2 separate regions of the Homo sapiens genome follow, and region 2 is linked to region 1. A link is a loop called in an ENCODE intact Hi-C map of the cell type or tissue named here. Cell type or tissue: CD4-positive, alpha-beta T cell. All regions are shown on one strand. Region 1 overlaps STIM2 (stromal interaction molecule 2). Region 2 overlaps STIM2 (stromal interaction molecule 2).

Region 1 (2,500 bases):
GGGGATTAAGATTATCTAGTTATCCAACATCAGATTTTTTAAAAAAGAAAAAAAAGACAGTAATAGAAAACATGGGCCTGTGCAACTTGCAGTGTGCTGAGTAGGAGACAAAAACTTCAAACAAGGGTTTAAAAAGCCTTTTTACTTATTGAGAATATTGTAAGAAACTACAAATCACTTTCACTACCCTAGGGGGTTTTGATGAGGCTGCTTATGATAAGGCTGTTTAGTATTCTGTAATCACATAAATGAGATATTCATTTCAAGCATTTTTTAAATTAAAATCCCAGCACTTAATTAAACAAAACAGTTTTTGAGGTGTTTCAGTTCCATATAATGTCAAGTTTAGGAAGATCAAAAAGAGGTAGAGAAAATGAAAATGACTAGAGAAAAAAGTTACACAGAGGTCAAGATCCATAAGCACACAAAAAAACAAATCCATACGCAAAAAGAAACACTTGGACAGATACAGGTACTTGGGCTCTGAGATGAATGTTAGTCCAAGTAAACTGCGCTTGCCAGGCTCTGTGGCTCCAATCAGCCTGTGTGTACTGGAGGGGAGTTACCACTATCTTATGAAAACACTGAATAGACATTATTAAACATTCTGCAACTGCTCCTAGCCTTAATCCTGAAATTGTTTCACTTTAAAGGATATGGCTGACAAAGCCTAGTAGAAAGGAAATTACTCTCGGGACTGCAGCCATGATGCTTGTGCTATAGCACACCAAGGGCCAAAGGAAATAAAGCCAAAAATCAAATCAATCATTGGCCTGGGGTTCCCTACCCCCAATTTAGAACTTTCCTAGTAATGAAGTTCTCTGAGGAGGAAATGTTCAGCTAGACTAGAGGAAGAGGAGGCTGAGAACAGAGACTTAAGAGGGAACCACCCTTAAAATCAGCAACAATGAAACCAGTCAAGGAAAACAGTTACAGAAGGTAGAATTAGACAGTGTCAAGAAAGACTGAATATCCAATGTATACTAATATAAAGATCTAGATAGCTAAAGAACAGAACAAACCTTTTAGATTTGGCATTAGAAATCATCATCTATAGATTAAGCTTGAAATTCACACAACAATGAAATTTAGGAGTTAATATTGAAACAAGTAATATGCCAGTAGTCTGAAATATTGTTATTCATAGCTAAGGGGTCGGAGAGACTTCGACTCTTGACTTATAACTTTAGTTTAATCTGGAAACACTTATCCTTTTTATACATGGAATTCTAAAAGCTTTATATAAGCATTTTATGGCAAATATATTGTCTTTGGATATCAAAAGTTGTTTGGTTTTATTTGTCAAACAACTGGCAAATACATTTGCAACTGTTTTTCTGTCGACAACTTTGTAAATCATCACATAAGCCCGATTATATTTTTTTAAAAACTAATCTTTATATTAAGAAATAGGCACATTTGAAATAAAGAAGATTCTCTATCACAAATAGTGTGTTTCTTCTTGGATTTTTCAAGGGCTTATACTAATTTAAATCATTCTATAAATTCTGTATGCTTAATGCTAAAGGTAATTTTTATATCTTAAACTTCATATAAATAGCCAGATTCCTAAGCTAAGAATAAAGTCGATTTTATAAAATTTCATCTAAACATTTTCATAGCCACTCCATAATTAGAATTCTCAAGACCTCTCCTTCTAAATAGTTTCCTAACTGATATCCTTATCTCTGTTATCTCCTCATTGCCATCCACCCAGAATTAGCTTTCTCAAACACAAAGGACATGTCACCCCCATCTTCAAAAACCACAATGCCTCTCACCTCCTAATGACAGGATATAGATTTGCAACTTCAAGAGTTTATTAACAAAACACTCTGAAAGTTCAAAATGCCTTTTACCTTAAAAATTAAAATATATGTACATTTTCCCTAACGTGCATATTTAGAAACCTTCAAATAGTTTTATATCTCTCAAATAATCTAATAAAATGGATATGCCAAGAAAAGGTACCATATTTGTCCTGGATGTCTCATTCTTGCCAGTATACAGCCGAGTACCCCAGTTTTAAATGTGCTGACATTTTGATACATACTGAATACACTAGGGGACTGTAAAGCTCTTGATAATTTGGCCCCAATCTTCTTCCTTCTTGCATTCCCCACTACTCTACATATACCTTATACTTAACTCTAAAGAAAAGTATTTATCCCCTATTCTTGCATATGCCTCCTCCCAGAAAGCCTTTTCACTTATCTCCACAAGAAGTCCTACCTATACATCAAGGTCCAGCTCAAATCCTGCCCTCCTCCAGGTAATACTCTCTAACAGCCTCTTCCTTTCTCCTACACTTTGCAGTCCCTTGTGGTGCTAATCACAATCCATCGCATGTTGTTTGTATAAGGATGCATACAACATACCAGCTAAGAATCCAAGCTTTGGAACCAGAGAAACCCTGGTCAACCTCTAACTCTGCTACCTACTAGAAGTGAGCTTGGGCAAGTTACTTAAGATCATCCAGCATGTTTCCTAATCTACTATA
Region 2 (2,500 bases), 120 kb before region 1:
ATGAGGTTCCTGATTCTGCACCCAGTTTCCCTTTCTTCTCCCCATCTGTCTGCTACTTTCGGTCCCACCACCATGTCACTATTTTGGATCAGCACTTAAAAAGGGATGAAAACTGTGCCTAAGAGCAGAAAGCTTTTTGACAGCAGTGGGGTCCTAATCACAGGGAGAATGAAGAGATTGTAAGGGGTGAAAATAGCCACCAATAGAGAAGAAAAGCAACTGGCTGTGGCCACCCAGCTGAAGCAGCCTTCCAAAAAAGACACGAGTCATGCATAGGTACATCCCAGCTGTACAACTAGGTTTAAGTGAATGAAATACTCTAGCTGAAAGCAATCTCTTTCTCCCATGAATTTCTATACTGCTTAACTATTTCTACAAAATGGCACATCATATGGGCTGCCTTACTTTGTAACTGTTTGCTTATATCTTATGTTCCTGCTATACTGCAAGCTGCTATAAGACAAGGACTGTAGAAAACACACCAAGTTGCCATTTAAGTATTAGCTGAATGTATAACTGACTTTTAGTCTTCCTTAAATAAAAGAACTTGTTTTGTTTTGTTTTTAATTATCAATTTGCTATCCCATAATTGTGTGAAAGATAAATAATACTGTCTGCCTGATATCTCACTTTAAAGCAGCACTGGTGAATCCTTGGCTCCAGAACAGAACCAAAGAGGCTTATAAATAACATAGTGGAGGTAGCAATTTAAAGTTGTGTGGTCGACAGTGGTATCGGAAGAGAATTTGTGTGCCTTGCTTTAAGCAAACCTGATATAAACAAATCAGTATAAAAGATAAACTTTAAAAGATTAAAATATATGTATTTACTTGTTCCTTTCATGTGTAAAAGGCAATCTTACAAAACCAATGCACCCAAAGCACTTAGCCATATGCCTGTATTAAGTTACAAGCCTAAAAATACAAAACAGCCTAGTGAAGTACTACCATATAACTTTTCATTTGTTATATTTAATATAAGTATATACTATCCAAAATATCTTAAAGATGATCTGTGAAATCACCTAAATACTGTGGGGGAAAACCTAACTTCTAATAATAAAGCATTTTTGTGTATGTAGAGACATGTTAATAATAGTAGTACCAAACATTTTGTGAGCACTTGGCAATTTCCAGAAACTCTGCTACATGCTTTACATGAATCCTCTCATAAAACTCAAAAACCCTATGAAGTAGGTATCAGATGTAATATTATAATCCTTGGTTTATAGATTAGGAAGCTGAAGCTCAGAGTTTAAGCCACTTGCTCAAATTCACAGACCAAGTAAGTAGTGGAAACAGGATTTAGAACTACGCCCACTGAGTTCAAAGGCCAACTCTTAACCATCTCCTGCGTTCTGAGGAAACCTCAAACCTCAAGATACAGCCGAATTCACCATCAGCTGTGGCAGACCTTGGATATAACAAGCATACACATTACATGTATTCTGCTTTTCATTTTTTAATAGCTTTCATACTACTTTTTTAAAACTGCTATGTCCTAAATTTATGATTTTAAAAACATTAGTAATGTCATTCTTAATGTTAAGAAAGCAACTGGCTTGTTAATAATTTTTTTAATTAAAAGCAACTGGCATAAAAGTTTCTTTGGGAAAATTAATGCATTTTAGGGAAATCAACTTCTGATATCCTGAGACAGGAGAGTAGAGTTAAAAACAGTACAGACTGTTACAAACAGTATGTGTTACAAACATATACTGCCTTCTCTTAAAGCATGAAAACATCTTTATATCTACCAAAAGGTTTGGCAAGGGGGTCAGGAAGAAGAAAGACTAAACATTATTAATAAAAGTAAATATATTTAAAGTTGGCTATATGAAATGTTGATAGAAGCTAAAAACTTATTAGCAGTTTGAAAAATATTTGTGTTATTGGAATGTTTATATAAAATACCATATTCTAAAACAACACAGGTGTACACCAGTATTGACTACTTTTAAATCCAATTTCAATTGAGTGTTACAAGTTACAAAAAATCTCAGTTTCTCTTTACACTGATACACATAATTTATCACAGGAAAACTGAATTAACCTAAGGTTCAGTATTGCAGGGATTTAAAAATAAGAATTTTTAAACTAATATAAAAGAAAGAAAATAATAACTTTTCAAATCTAAAAGTTGAGTAAGTTTCGGGCCTTTCACATTTCATCCTAACTCAGTTGATTTTATAGACTTCCTGGGGTCACTTCTGAACGAGACTTTAGATGCTCAGCTGCTCAGCACAGTCAAGACAGGTTTATGTTTAGAACAGTGCCAGAATGTGAGCTCCTCATTTGCACAGTGGTCAGCAGGGCATGTCTTTGTAACATGGAGTAAATTCCTGCAACATGCTATATTTGGATACCTAAAGCAACACCCTGAACTTGAGTTCGGATATTAGTAATTGTACCAAAGAGAAATATACACTTTTGCTCATGAGCTCCTTCTCTTTAATTATGCAAGAATTACATGTAATTTTTAGAGACACTAGGTAAATGCT

Evidence for each region. Peaks named below come from ENCODE experiments on the same cell type or tissue, not always from the same donor. Only the 100,000 strongest peaks of a DNase experiment are listed, where the experiment ranks them.
Region 2: a loop joins it to region 1, with 2.3 times the contacts of the local background. A loop is called at or near these places in 35 of 110 quality-filtered maps.

What each region holds. Positions count from the first base shown.
Region 1 is chr4:26,866,234-26,868,733 of GRCh38, reverse strand. All of the region lies in intron 1 of STIM2 (stromal interaction molecule 2), which reads right to left. Among named protein-coding and RNA genes, the nearest start is that of STIM2, 6.6 kb to the right of the region's middle. In CD4-positive, alpha-beta T cell, no CTCF peak of the experiment used is centred here; no DNase peak of the experiment used is centred here.
Region 2 is chr4:26,984,872-26,987,371 of GRCh38, reverse strand. All of the region lies in intron 3 of STIM2 (stromal interaction molecule 2), which reads right to left. Among named protein-coding and RNA genes, the nearest start is that of STIM2, 130 kb to the right of the region's middle. In CD4-positive, alpha-beta T cell, no CTCF peak of the experiment used is centred here; a DNase peak (open chromatin) is centred at 1,351.